Linked DNA regions of Homo sapiens: all the other regions are linked to region 3. A link is an interaction called in ENCODE POLR2A ChIA-PET data of the cell type or tissue named here. Cell type or tissue: HepG2. All regions are shown on one strand. Region 1 has its middle 5.3 kb from the start of GJB1. Region 2 has its middle 8.6 kb from the start of GJB1. Region 3 holds the start of NONO (non-POU domain containing octamer binding).

The links. Peaks named below come from ENCODE experiments on the same cell type or tissue, not always from the same donor. Only the 100,000 strongest peaks of a DNase experiment are listed, where the experiment ranks them.
Region 1: POLR2A ChIA-PET joins it to region 3 with 30 read pairs; 8 of 35 experiments call an interaction of 5 or more read pairs at or near these places.
Region 2: POLR2A ChIA-PET joins it to region 3 with 25 read pairs; 10 of 35 experiments call an interaction of 5 or more read pairs at or near these places.

What each region holds. Positions count from the first base shown.
Region 1 is chrX:71,225,992-71,230,991 of GRCh38, reverse strand. No RefSeq gene overlaps it. Among named protein-coding and RNA genes, the nearest start is that of GJB1, 5.3 kb to the right of the region's middle. In HepG2, a CTCF peak has its summit at 3,417 (motif pointing left); DNase peaks (open chromatin) are centred at 2,711 and 3,081.
Region 2 is chrX:71,212,082-71,217,081 of GRCh38, reverse strand. It overlaps a transcript of GJB1 not described here. Among named protein-coding and RNA genes, the nearest start is that of GJB1, 8.6 kb to the left of the region's middle. In HepG2, no CTCF peak of the experiment used is centred here; DNase peaks (open chromatin) are centred at 511, 1,981 and 2,741; H3K4me3 peaks cover 1,998 bases.
Region 3 is chrX:71,280,646-71,285,645 of GRCh38, reverse strand. NONO (non-POU domain containing octamer binding) reads right to left here and starts at 2,011. Exons shown (of 12, transcript NM_007363.5): 1 at 1,925-2,011; 2 at 1,193-1,249. In HepG2, no CTCF peak of the experiment used is centred here; DNase peaks (open chromatin) are centred at 2,115 and 2,745; H3K4me3 peaks cover 2,522 bases.

The sequences.
Region 1 (5,000 bases), 55 kb after region 3:
TAAGCTTATGCAAGTGATTACCACACAATAGTTTCTTTCTTTTCCTCCCTCCCTTCCCCCCTTCCCCCTTCCCCCTCTTCCTTCCCCTTCCCCTTCCCCTTCTCCTTCCTTCCTTCCTTCCTTCCTTCCTTCCTTCCTTCCTTCCTTCCTTCCTCTCTTTCTTTCTTTCTTTCTTTCTGATGGAGTCTTGCTCTGTCAGCCAGGCTGGAGCACAATAGCATGATCTCAGTTCACTGCAACCTCCCCCTCCTGGGTTCAAGCAATTCTCCTGCTTCAGCCTCCCAAGTAGCTGGGATGACAGGCGAGTGCCACCAGGCCCAGCTGATTTTTCTATTTTTAATAGAGACAGGGTTTCGCCATGTTGGCCAGGCTGGTCTCCAATTCCTGGCCTCAAGAGATCCACCTGCCTAGGCCTCCCAAAGTGCTGGGATTACAGACGTGAGCCACCGCACCTGGCCTCTTTCTTTTTTTAAGACAGATTTTATGAGCTAATCTTTCTTTCCTTCCTCCCTCCCTCCCTCCCTCCCTCCTTCCTTCCTTCCTTCCTTTTTTTCAGAGTCTCACTCTGTCACCCAGGCTGGAGTACAGTGGCACGATCTCGGCTTACTGCAGCCTCTGCCTCCCAGGTTCAACTGATTCTCCTGCCTCAGCCTCCTGAGTAGGTGGGACTACAGGCGCCCACCACCACGCCTGCCTGATTTTTGTATTTTTAATAGAGACAGGGTTTTGCCATATTGACCAGGCTGGTCTTGAACTCCTGGCCTCAACAGATCCGCCTGCTTCAGCCTCCCAAAGTGCTGGGATTACAGGCGTGAGCCACTGTGCCTGGCCTGTGTGCTTTTCTTTTTTGTGTGTGTGTGGTGGTGGTGGTGGTGGTGGTATTTTTTAGAGATGGGGTCTCACTGTGTAGTCCAGGCTGGTCTCCAAGCAATCCTCCCACCTCATCTTCTTGAGCAGCTAGGATTACAAGTGTGAGTCACCGCACCTGGCACCATATAATGTGATAAGCGCTCTTATCACATACACCACAGTCATATTGTGGGAATTCAGAGTGGAGGTCTGAATTGGAGAGTCTCTCCAAGGGACTTGATCAGCGGGGAAAGAAGAGTTGATGGCTTCACAGAGGAAACGACGTTTGAGATGAGTTTTGAATGATTAGGAGCTTTCCAGTCAAAGGAGGGAAAGGAAACCTCAAATTACCTTTGGCTCTTCCACACCCCACAACTCAGACATGAAGTCCTGTTGTAGGTTCTACATCCAAAATGTCTCTCACACCTGTCTCCTCTTCATATTCCTCTGCCACTGTCCTAGTCCTACAGGCGCCACTTGGGCTATTGCAACAGCTCCATAACTGGTCTTTTTTTTTAGAGACAGGGTCTCACTATGTTGACCAGACTGGTCTCAAAGTCTTGGGTTCAAGGAATCCTTCCACCTCAGCCTCCCAAGTAGGTGGGACCACAGGTGTGCCACTGCACCTGGCAGTACCTGGTCAATCTGTCTCAGTCTTCAATCCCCAATCCAGTCTCCATGCAGCTGCTGGCTGACCTTCCAAACACACAAGTTTGAAGGTATCACCCCCGTCATACCTTTTTTTTTTTTTTGAGACAGAGTCGCTCTGTCACCCAGGCTGGAGTGCAGTGGCATGATCTCGGCTCATTGCAACCTCTGCCTCCCAGGTTCAAGCGATTCTTATGCCTCAGCCTCCCAAGTAGCTGAGATTACAGGCGTGCGCCACCACACGGGGCTAATTTTTGTATTTTTGGTAGAGACGGGGTTTCACCATGTTGGCCAGGCTGGTCTCAAACTCCTGACCTCAAGTGATCCACCTGCCTCGGCCTCCCAAAGTGCTGGGATTACAGGCGTGAGCCACCGTGCCTGGCTTTTTTTTTTTTTTTTTTTTTTTTTTGTGATGGAGTCTCACTCACTCTGTCACTCAGGCTGGAGTGCAGTGGCGCGATCTCGGCTCACTGCAACCTCCACCTCCCGGATTCAAGCAATTCTCCCACCTCAGCCTCCTGAGTAGCTGGGACTATGGGCATGTGCCACCACGCCTGGCTAATTTTTGTATTTTTAGTAGAGACAGTGTTTCACCATGTTGGCCAGGATGGTCTCGAACTCCTGGCTTCAAGTGATCTGCCTGCTTTGGCTTCCCAAATTGCTGGGATTACAGGCAACAGCCACTGTGCCCAGCCAATTCCTGTCATATCTGTAGGGTATTTTTTGTCTGTTTTATTTGCCCCTTGCTGGAATGTCCCAATCCATTTTCCATTTGACCCTGTACATTCTCCCTGGCCTACTCCAGGAATCAACAGGAGCTTAGCTTGGTACGATTGTGTAGCCCCTTCTGCACCATAGGCCAGGTCTGGCATTTAAGTACTTTGGAATCAGTAAATGGAGCAAGCATTCCCCTCTAGCCCCCACTGTGTGCACCCAGGCTATCTGATTGAACATCTGAACCAGTTTGTGGTTGCCATGCCAATTCTCTATGGATACCACAGCTTGCTTTCAAACCCCAACTCAGCTGGCTGGAGGCCTTGATTACTCTCCTAGTTCATCTGCCTCTGTTCCTTTGCCCCCCAGCTCCTGGCATCTCTGTGCATAGACACCTCTAAAAGATCATAGACATTCCTAAAAGGACCAGTTCCATGAGATACAGCATGCAAGAGCTTCCTGTTACTATGCCTTTTCTGCCCCCTGATCAGACCCCTTGAATATTGACCCTTAAATGAATCATGCTCAGGTTTGCAACCTCTCTTGGACTTTGCTGTTTGGACTGGTGTCCACTCCCTGGGGGAGCCAACACTATTATTGCCAAATTGTTTTAACTAGCTTCAGCCTACCTGAACCAGCCTCACTCCTTTCTGGCTCATTGAGAATTCTAGCATGTCGTAAGGCCATGGTCTCAGTGCTTATGATACTATCTTACCTTACTTTACCGTTAGTTCATAACCAGCTTTTGAACACATCTTGTCTGATTCTCAAAAAAGTTCTGTGAAAGAGGTAGAGAGGTTATTATTAACTCTCTATTGGAGATGAGGAAACAGACCTGGAGAGGGTAAATATCACGTGTCCAAGGGGACAGAGCTCATCAGTGGAGAACGAGGTCTCCTAATTCCAGTGTCCTCTTCATAACCCAGGTCACTCAGCACATTGAATTTCTACTGCGTGGCAGAGAGCATGCCTCATTTGCCTCTGTGTCTCTCTCTTATACTCTTGTGACAGAGCCTGATTTGAAAAGTCAGTCTTGGAGTCAGTCTAACTCTGCCTCCTACCTCCCTGAGACATTGTGTCCACCAGCTCCCCTCAAGGTTCCTTGGGCCTGTTCCTACCTGGTTCATGGGACCCAAGAATCCTGTGTCCCCCACTTGGGCTGTAACACCCAGCCTGATAGCTTTATTGTCCCACCACTGCCCCCTGGAGAGGAAAGCCTTGATATAGAGTTGGAGCCTCTTTCCAAGGGGGATTGGTAGAATCTTTGAAGAGAAACTACATTTCTGATGTGATGGTGGGGGTTAGCATTTCTCAATGTGGAGAGGGCATGAGGTTCCCTGCTTCCGACCAGGACCAGGATGGAATTTTAAAAAGAAAATCTTTCTCCTGATGGCATGTTGTATGGAGAGGGGATGTGTTTGTTGTATTGTTGTGGGTGAAAAGGATGGATTTCGATAAGAAAAGGAATCTCTCTCACCGTGAGGGGGTGGGGACCTCTCCTCTGATGGAACATAATGTCAGTTTCTAAGGGGAAAGGAAATTTCTTGTAGGAAAGGAATGTTCCTCTTTTAAGGGAGAGGAAGCTCTCTCTCAGGGATTACTAAGTGTGGTGGAAAGGAATACTTACTCTCTCCTTTCTTTCTTTCAATTTTTTAAAAATAGAGATGGGAGGCCGGGCGCGGTTGCTCACACCTGTAATCCCAGCTCTTTGGGAGGCCGAGGCGGGCAGATCACGAGGTCAGGAGATTGAGACCATCCTGGCTAACACAGTGAAACCCCGTCTCTACTAAAAATACAAAAAAAAATTAGCCGGGCGTGGTGGCGGGCGCCTATTGTCCCAGCTACTCGGGAGGCTGAGGCAGGAGAACAGCGTGAACCCGGGAGGTGGAGCTTGCAGTGAGCCGAGATCGCGCCACTGTACTCCAGCCTGGGTGACAGAGCGAGACTCCGTCTCAAAAAAAAAAAAAATAGAGATAGGATCTTGCTATGCTGTCCAGGCTAGTCTTGAACTCCTGGCCTCATGCAATCCTCTTGCTTCGGCCTCTAAAGGTCTCATTTCCTTCCCTCCCTCCCTCCCTCTCTCCCTCCCTCCCTTCCTTCCTTCCTTCCTTTTCTTTCTTTGTTTCTTTCTTGACAAGGTCTCACTCTCTGGCCCGGGCTGGAGTGCAGTGGCGTGATCACAGCTGACTGCAGCCTCAACCTCCTCCTGGGCTCGAGTTATCCTCCCACCTCAGCATCCGAAATAGCTTGGGACTACAGGCACATGCCACCACACCTGACTAATTGTTTTATTTTATTTTTTTTGTAGAGATGGGGTCTCTCTATGTTGCTCAGACTGGTCTCAAACTCATGGGCTCAAGTGATTCTCTCCCCTTGGCCTTCCAAAGTGCTGGGACTACAGGCATGAGCCACCACATCCAGTCTTCCTTTTTTTTTTTTCTAAAGGAGAAATCTCAAATAAAGAAAACTTCCATGCTTTCTCTCCAAAGAGGAAAAACTGTCTCAAGGGAGAACAATTCACATGAGATTGTGTCTGATTTTCTCTCCCTTTCTGATATCCAGCACTTCCTACATGGAGTCCACATACTCTGAGAGGGAGTGGCAAATAATTTCTCCTGTTCGGAGGTAAGGAAGCTGAGGAGGCAAACTTGCCATGGGGGAAACTTTTACTCTGAGAGGCTATTTGTGGGGGCAGTGACTCTAAGGAAACCCCTGTGAGGCTGGGGGAAGATAATGCACTGTTACTTGGGGAAATCTTTCAGGAATCCCAGAAGCACAGAGTGTTGAAG
Region 2 (5,000 bases), 69 kb after region 3:
TCTCTGTTTCTGCCCCCACCTCCTCCCTATCCTTCCAACTACAGGAAAATCCTTGTGATTTGGGGTTTGGGGAAGAGGGGTGGGCTGGGATGGATGAGGTTACATTCAGCCTCGGACTCCATGCTCCCTCCCCCATTTCGCAGGCAGTCACTGGTCAGGAAGGGACATGGGGCTTTCTTTGAGATTTCCTTAGGAATTTCTGGCTGCCTTCATCAGTTTGGTGTGGCTAAGGCCAAACTCCTCCAGCTCTCTTCCCCTTCCCCTGCTTCTCTCTCTTGCCTCCACCCTGCAGTTCTGCAATATCTCAGTCACTGGACTTAGCCTCTCCACCCTGCCATACATATTCCGTGGCCAGGCTTGGGTCAGGTCCAGTCTAGCTCATTCCGATTTGTTCTTTCCCCCTCTCTGCTGCGGTCTTTTCAGAGAGCTTCTGCTTATGCCAGCTCCCTTCCCCATTGTTTGGACGCTACTCCCTTACTCCTCCATCACCCACCTGACTTCCTGTTGCTCTCTGCTTGGGTTATTATAACAGCTGCCATTTATGGAGTGCCCCCTGTGTGTATATTCACAGACTCTCACGCTCACAACAACCCCGTGAGCCAGGAGCTATTGTCTTCAACTCACAGGTGAGGCAATGAAGGCTAACAGAAGCTGAGTAACTTACTACACAGGTGGTAAGCAAGTGCTGGAGCTCAGAGTAGGAATCGTATTGGCCCCTCACCCAAGCCTGGGTCCCTTTTCCATTGCCAGGCTGCATTCTAATCTATACTTCTCTCCATTAAAACCCCTCTTGTCTGTATTCTCCTCTCCTCATTTCATTTTCTAAGTTTACACATTCTGCTGTGCCATTCCCAACAGCTGCAACAACTTTCAAACAGCTGGGGAACACCCCTCCTTTAGATCTCCAAACCGGCCGGGCGTGGTGGCTCATGCCTGTAATCCCAGCACTTTGGGAGGCCGAAGCGGGCAGATCACCTGAGGTTGGGAGTTTGAGACCAGCCTGACCAACATGGAGAAACCCCGTCTCTACTAAAAATACAAAATTAGCCAGGCATGGTGGTGCATGCCTGTAATCCCAGCTACTCGGGAGGCTGAGGCAGGAGAATCGCTTGAACCCGGGAGGCAGAGGTTGCAGTGAGCCGAGATTGCGCCATTGCACCCCAGCCAGGGCAACAAGAGTGAAAGTCCGTCTCAAAAAAAAAAAAAAAATCTCCGAACCATCAATTACTCCAAGTTCAGCTTGAGTCAGTCTGCCTCCTTCAAGAAAGTGGAAACACACGCTCCCAAATCCTTGGCCCTGTTGGCTAGCCCTCTGCAGCCCGCTGAGCACGCTTTATTCATCCACTCGCAGCCCCGTGTTGGGTGCATGCCTGGCTTGCCTTGTAATCAAGGAAGGAAAACAGCACCTGGCAGTGCCCAACATTCCCACTAAACCCTAACCCTGTGTGGCAGGAAATGTCTCAGAGAGACAAACTTGGCCACCTTGCACCTAGGGGGTCCCTCAAGTCTTCCTGAGAATCTGGCCCTATGGGAATAAGGGGAATCTTTGGCCAGAGGAAAAAAAGTGAGAGGAAAAGCAATGTTGAACCTGGAAAGAGGCTGCAGAGAGAGGCTAAGCAAGTCTGGCACCTGGCAGGAGGGGCCTCACCCCAGCTTCAGAGGGAAGCATGGAAGGGACCTAAGTGGCTGAAGGCGGAGGTCAGTAGAAGGCAAGACCCGGCCCCTATTTCCGGCCCACTGTGCCACATCAGCCCTCCCTGGCCCACCTCCCTCAGCCCCCAGTCTCCTCACCTCCCTGTCACTGCCACACCTGGCTGCTGCTGCCCTTTCCCAGAGAATGTCTGCAGGCGTGTCTGCCCTATGCCACCAGGTACTGTCAGCCCAGCCCAGGGGAGGGACAACGAACCCAGGGCCAGAGCCAGAAATGGCCCACAGCCCAAGAGGAACCAGACAAACATTAACCAGCCCCACCTCCTCCCACATACAATCATTAAACAAGATTGATCCTCTGAGCTCCCTATGGGTTTGGAGAGACAGATCACATAGCCTGGAGTCACTGCCTTGTCCCAGAGGAAGAGAGGCATCATTGTCACCCACCCATGTTTAGTCTCTCTGGGAGACTGAGCTGGACCTGTGCTCCTCAGCATCCCTCAGGCTTCCCCCATGCCCTGGCCTTAGGCAGATCCACAGTGCGGGCAAGCTGCAGAGAGGGATCCTGTACAGGCTGCCATCCTGGTCAACCCTTCTAGCTCCCAGCCTCTAAAACTGTATGACAGGGCCGGGCATGGTGGCTCATGCCTGTAATCCCAGCACTTTGGCCAAGGCGGGAGGATCACTTGAAGCCAGGAGTTTGAGACCAGCCTGGGCAACATAGTAAGACCCCATCTCTACAAAAAGTATAAATAAATAAACACATTAGATGACAATGGGGAGGAAAAAGCCATGGGTGATGCCTGCTGGCACCTGAGGTCAAGGTGGGAGCTGGCAGTGCTTCCCACCCATATGGCAGTACCAGGGTGCCCTCCGGCCACTTGCTTATTGTCCACATCCTGAGTGGCTGGGGATGGACCCAAGTATTTCTAATCCTATCCCAGAACCCTAAAACCTCAGAAATTGCTTTCTACCCTCAAGGCCAAGGCAGTTGAACTGCAAAGTGTATCATGTTCAGTAATGAATCTTGGCAATCATTAAGGTAAACAGAGACTGTCAACCATTAACTGAGGGATCAGTCTAGTTTCAAGGTCTGCACCACTGACGGCTTACCTGAAGACCCTGCTGTGTTCTGTGGCCTGAATGGCAGTGGAGAAACAAGGGAAGTTAGCAGAGAAACTGGCCCCCTGCCTTCTGTTCTTCACTCCAGCTTGAGCTCACTGCTAGAAAGGGAGCCAGGGCCTCAGCTTCCCTTAGCCAAACCTGGGCATATGGATACATCAATCCATGAGTATTGGACACCTACTAGGAACCCAGCATAGGGCTACGTGCTGGGTGCAGGTGGCAAAGGAGGTGAAAACATCCCAACTGTTCATAAGAGATTTATCAACTTCTTTTTTTTGAGACTCAGTCTCACTCTGTCACCCAGGCTAGAGTGCAGTGGCGCAATCTTGGCTCACTGCAACCTCCGCCTCCCGGGTTCAAGCGATTCTTCTGCCTCAGCCTCACGAGTAGCTGGGATTACAGGCGCCTAGCTAATTTTTGTATTTTTAGTAGAGATGGGGTTTCACCACGTTGGCCAGGCTGGTCTCGAACTCCTGACCTCAAGTGATCTGCCCGCCTCAGCCTCCCAAAGCACTGGGATTACAGGTGTGAGCTATCATGCCCTGCCGAACTTCTGGAGGAGAGGGGACCAAGACCCAATAAATTGTTGTGAAAAATATCAGTGCGTATTCACTAACTTTGATTCCTGAGAGAGTCCAGAGAAGGGAATGATGAGAATAAACTGAAGTAATCAGGGAAGGCTTCCTAGAGGAAGTGAGGTTTGAGTGGAGAAGTAAAAGACAGGTAGGAGCTGGAAGGGGAAGGACCGGGTTAGCATTCCAGGGAGGAGGAACAGTGTGAGTGAAGGCACAGAGTAGGAACGAGCAAGGCATATCTGGGAGCCAGTAAGGAGGCAGGACTGTGTTGAGGGGCTGTGGAGGAAACTGTCAGTCAGTTAAGAGGCTTAGAGTATGGAGGACATTTAAAGCCAGATAGGGAATCCTTTAGTTGTGCCTGGTAAACTTGGTAAAAGGCAAAACTGAGCTGGACATCATGGTGGGTGGGGGACAGGCTGAACACCATTCTTCCCGCTGAGAGTACAAGTTGTAATGGATAGAGAGGACTACCGTTTCCCGTGTACTTAATGCATTAAAGGCAATGTTCAAATTGTTTTGTATTACTTTGTTTGATCTTCAAAATAACCCTACAAAGTAGGCACTATTAATATTCTCATGTTACAGGGGAATTAAGGCACACAGAGGTTAAGTGACATAATTGAGGTTAGCCGGCTACTGGTAAATAACAAAGCTGGATTTGAACCCAGGCAGTCTGGTTCCAGAACTTGTTCACTTGGCCACTATATCACAGCTGATGAACTCTACAAGGTCCCACTGATAATCTGAGTTAGAGGTGGTCCCTGACTCCAGAAGATTCTAAGCTAACAGGACAGATAGAGACACTCACCTGAGTAACTACAAGGGAGTTTCTCCTAAATGCCATATGCAGATATGAGATGCCAGAAGTTCAGACGCAGAAGAAAAGGGTAGGTTTAACAGAAAGGCAGAGTTGGACGTGGGTCATAAAGGAGATGGAGGGACAAACATTTCAGGTGACAGGAAGCTGTGAGCTGTGTTTGGGGAACGGTAGGCAGACCTGTTTGACCAGAAGAGAGAGCTCCTATATATAGCGGAGTTCCTAGGAAGGGAAACTACAGGTTAATATTAGTGTGTACTCATTGTTCCTTGGAGTTCTGGCAGGATTTCTTTGTGGTGCTTATAGTTCTAAACTATAGGAAGTCTATTTGGATACTCCGTAGCTGTATAAAATATATTGTTGCTAGAATTGACCTGTCTGCTGCCTATTTACTGTTACTTGAGCCCATCTTCTGGATGGAGTGCGGCTGCTAGAGAGAAGAAAGGCAAGGAAAGAGAAGGGAGGGAAAAGAGGGAGAGCAGGCTGGGCACCTTGGCTCACGCCTGTAATCCCAGCACTTTGGGAGGCCAAGGTGGATCATGAGGTCAGGAGATCAATACCATCCTGGCTAACACAGTGAAACCCCGTCTCTACTAAAAATACAAAAAATTAGCCAGGTTTGGTGGCGGGCGCCTGTAGTCCCAGCTACCCGGGAGGCTGAAGCAGGAGAATGGCGTGAACCCGGGAGGCGGAGCTTGCAGTGAGCCGAGATCATGCCACTGCACTCCAGCCTGGGCAACAGAGTGAGACTCTGTCTCAAAAAAAAAAAAAAAAAAAAGAGAGGGAGGACAAAGGGAAAATTACTACAGCGAACAATGTAAATCCATTTGCTC
Region 3 (5,000 bases):
TAATGACTATATAAAGTTCACCAGGATGTACTACTTTACTAAACTACTCCCTACTATAAGACATTTAGGTGGTTGTTTTTGGCTTTTCCTATTATAACGCTGCAGTAAATGTCTTCTGGCTTTCAGCTTTATTTCCATTTAATTATTTCCATAGGATAAATTCTTAAAAATAGAATCTATCCTGTGACTCTTGCCACATAGTGCAACGTCGTTTTCTCAAAAAGTTGTAAGGATTTTAAACGCCATGAGCAGGTGTAGCAGTTTCATGGCAAATGAGATACCTTTAAAAAAAAACAACAAAAAAAGAAAATAGTGTTTTAAAAAATAAGATATAAAAGCAGGAAGTTAAAACATACAAAATCTAAAGTCCACCCTGGAAATAGTTGGGGATGGGGCAAGGTGGGCATCAGAATCAAATCTTTTCCTACTTGGGTTCCAGGTGTTAAACATCTCTCTTCCCCTGGCCCCGGAGAGGCCCAGGATGGAATGCACTAGTGAAGACTATCATAATAAAGCACCTATAACAGTGCCCACCAAGTAGCAAGTACCTTGAGAAGTATTTCTTCCTATCACCTACTTCTGATGACCACCAATATAATTTGGAAATATGTGCAGAACCCTCTTCAGAGTAATAAATTCACTGTCGCCTAAATACTGGGCCTCTGAAAAGAGAACACAGCACGAAGATCAGCAGCAAAGATTACTGTCTACTTGTGTCCCTGAGACTAATAATCCTGATGAAGAATTTTGAGAGAAAACACGTATTGCTGGTTGAGAAAGACTCTAACCACTGGGCATGCTACAGTTAAACAAATGTTTAGGTAGAGGACCAAACACTACATCACACATATCTGAAATCTAAATCTGGTATAAATTTACAAGACTGAGATGGCTGCCTGGATGGCCAGCCTGAAAGCTGTAAAATGAACTAAGGTCCTTCTCTAAGAGTTTCTTAGGACTTTTCATTTAATAACAAGGAAGGTGGACAAGGACACAGTATAAATATAACCAGGGCCCCCCCACTAGAGTTGCCAGATTTAGCAAATAAAATACACAACCCACAATTAAATTTGAAATTTAATTGAAAACTATGCAACATATACTTAAAAATAATTGGTTGTGTAGGTGAAATTCTAATTCAACTGGGTGCCCGGTGTTTTGTCTGGCAACCCTATCCCTTCCTTACACCTACCTCAACTTCGATTGCAGACAGCAAAGTGCCTCCCAGTTCCCTCTAACCTCGACTTCTCTGTTAAAAACACAAAGAAACGTGTCAGGTTATGGTAAGAGTTTCTCAAACTGGAAAATAAAATACTCGATGCGAAATCCATAAATTTAAGTTTCATTTTAAAAAGTGATGCTATATAAATGCGTCAAGGAGCTAGGCGGTTAGGACTTTAGAAAAAGGGCATACAGAAATCTGACTACGAAAGCGGCGGGCTCTGGATATGCAGAGGAACTTTCCAGCTAAGAGTTTTGACAAAGAAATATCGCTTGAGGGGCCCCACTTGCCCATTCTGAATTAATGGCCTCGCGGGGCCGAGAGGAGGAGCGCCCGACAAAGCGCCTCCTCCTCTAACCAACCACGACTTCAGCGATCTCTCATAATAGACCCCACACCGTCGGGCCCAGGGCGGCTCAGAGGCCGGCAACTTACTGACACGGGTAAGATTCGGAGATGAGTTGCACAAAGAAACAGGGCAGGAACGAAAATGGGGAAAGCCCGAAGCGAAGCGAGTTGAGAAAGGTGGCCCCCCGCGGGTGGGCTGAGAAGGCAGTGTGGCGGCAGAGACAAGGCCTCAAGGGGCCTCGGAAGCGCCATCCACCCTCCAAACCTAGCTTCGCCCTAGCCTCTTCCTTCGCTGATTGTTCCAAGAAATCCCACTACCCTCCCAAACAAGAACCAAGACGTCCCAAAACTCACCCTCTACCGACTGGTATCTCCTCGGAGTAACGGCGACGCTACACGGCCTCTCCCGTCCCGAGAAAAGAGCGCGCGACCGCCGGAAACGAGACGACGGAGCTCGGTGCCTGCCAAGGGGTACAAAATGGCGTTCTCGATTGGTTAGCTAAACTGCCAATCAAGGTTTAGCTCCCGAGGCGGAATCATTTTTCCGCCATTTCTTAGATTCTATTGGCTGCCGAATGCCAAAGGCTTGAGTTCGTGTGAACGACAGATGGGGACAAAGAGCGAGGCTTTGTACCTAATGCGCATGTGCAAGCGGCCTGGCGCGTGAGACGGGAAAGGAAAGGGGGAGGGGGAAAAGGAAAGGGAGAGGAGCTGGGGGTGGGGGTCGGAAGGAGAGACCTAAACGAACTGACTGAAAGACTGAAAGACCAAGTGGTGGGAGGGGGAAAGGAGAGGAGAAAAAGGGAGAGGAAAGTGGAAAGAGGGAGAGGAAGGGGAGAAAATGCGCGCGTAGGCGTGCTCGGAGCAGTCCTGCACTGCGCCTGTGCAAGAAGCAAGAGTAACAATGTCATTGTATTCAATGGAATAGATTTGGCCTTTTCCTACTGAAAAAAATGCCCCGCCATGTTTCTTTTTTCACACTTCCTTGTTAGGGCTTGCATCCTGACACCCCATACTTAATCATATTTCTAGATGCTTCTCCTGTTGCTGGGGCTACTCGGGAAACGCAACTGAAATAGTCAACTCTTTGGTCATGGTTACAGACGGGGTGGGGGAGGAGGGGGTGCATCATACCTTAGGCTCTGCGTGATTACACAGAATTGTAACCAGCACCCTCATTTCCATGGTAACCAGAAAACCTAGCAGTCCAAACATCACTATTGTTCCTATGATTTACTGAGAGATTCAACAGGTGTCATCATTGCCATGGATATATTGTAGGCCTCTAGATCAGACTGTATATTCCATAGGAGGCCTATCAGTAACTAACCTTCATTGTTTCAGTAATGCCTAACTCGCCCCGCCCCCGTGGTTAACCAAGGACTACAAGGATCAATTGATAAGTATGTGTTGTTAATTCCCATTAATTAATTCACACTCAGGGTTGCAGGGTATCCCAATGGGCACCACCTTATGTGGGGACACAATGATCTAGACTTGGGCTGTTCAATAGAACTGTGTGCAATGATGGAAAGGTCCTATGTCTGCTGTGTTCAATATGGCAGCTACTAACTATAAGTGGCCATTGAAATATGACTAATGCAACTGAGAACCTGAATTTTTAATTCCGGCTAGGTGCAGTGCTCATGCCTATAATCCCAGTACTTTGAGAGGCCGAGACGGGAGGATCGCTTAAGCCTAGGAGTTCGAGACCAGCCTGGGTAACATGGCGAAACTCCATCTCCGAAAAAAAGCAAAAATTAGCCTGTCGTGGTGGAGTGTCCCTGTAGTCCCACCTACTCAGGAGGTTAAGGTTAAGGTGGGAGGATAGCTTGAGCTCGGGAAGCAGAGGCTGCAATGAGTGGAGATCGCGCCACTGCACTCCAGCCTGCGTGACAGAGTGAGACCCCGTCTCAATTAAAAAGAAGAAGAAGAAAACTAATACTTACTCATAGAAAAAAAAAGAAAAATCAAACAATACCCAACAGTATAAAGAGAAAAGTCTTGGCCGGGTGTGGTGGCTCACGCCTGTAATCCTAGCACTTTGGGAGGCCGAGGCGGGAGGATCACGAGGTTAGGAGATCGAGACCATCCTAGCTAACATGGTGAAACCCCGTCTCTACTAAAAATACAAAAAAAAAATTAGCCGGCGTGGTGGCGGGTGCCTGTAGTCCCAGCTACTCGGGAGGCTGAGGCAGGAGAACGGTGTGAACCCAGGAGGCGGAGCTAGCAGTGAGCCAAGATTGCGCCACTGCACTCCAGCCTGGGCAATGAGTGAGACTCCGTCTCAAAAAAAAAGTCTCCCCCCCATTCATTCTCTAGAGATAGCAATTATGACCACTTTCTTGCGTTTCTATTTTCTATGTATGTACTGTTTATATTTATTTACTTAGAGACAGTCTTGCTCTGTCACCCAGGCTGGAGTGCAGTGGCACAAACACAGCTCACTGCAACCTCTGCCTTTCAGGTTCTAGCGATTCTCCCACCTCAGCTTCCTCAGTAGCTGGGACTACAGGAGTGCACAACTACGCCCACGGTGGGTTTGTATGTTTTGTAGAGACAGGGTTTCACCATATTGCCCAAACTGGTCTTAAACTCCTGGGTGTAAGGAATCCCGCCTCCACTTGGCAAAGTGCTGGGATTACAGGCATGAGCCAGGGCACCCAGTGGAGGACCACTTTTTTTTTGGCGGCGGGACGGAGTCTCGCTCTGTCGCCCAGACTGGAGTGCAGTGGTGTGATCTCGGCTCGCTGCAGCCTCTGCCTCCCAGGTTCAAGCGATTCTCCTGCCTCAGTTCCCGAGTAGCTGGGATTACAGGTGCCTGCCACCGTGCCTATGCCCAGCCAATTTTTTTTTTTTGAGACAGAGTCTTGCTCTGTCGCCCAGGCTGGAGTGCAGTGGCGCGATCTCAGCTCACTGCAAGCTCCGCCTCCCGGGTTCACGCCATTCTCCTGCCTCAGCCTCCCGAGTAGCTGGGTCTACAGGCACCTGCCACCACGCCCGGCTAACTTTTGTATTTTTAGTACAGACAGGGTTTCACCATGTTGGCCAGGCTGGTCGCAAGCTCCTACCTCAAGTGATCCGCCCACCTCGGCCTCCTAAAGTGCTAGGATTACAAGCGTGAGCCACTGTGCCTGGCCAGGACTACTTTTTAATATCAAACATTTTACAGATTGCCACATGATAGTTTTTAGTATCTGCTGAGTGAGAAAATCCATAATTACAAAAAACCACTATGGATTCAATAAAATTTTAATGAATTTATACGTTGTTAATCAAATAAGTGTAAAGATGTTCATGTAAACCAATAATTGCAATACCTTACACAAATAAAATAATAGTAGCATATTGGAGGTACAGTAGCAGTAAAGGGTAACATGGATCTGCTTGAGTAGATCAGGAATGGCTTCGCAGGAAAGAACACCCTTGA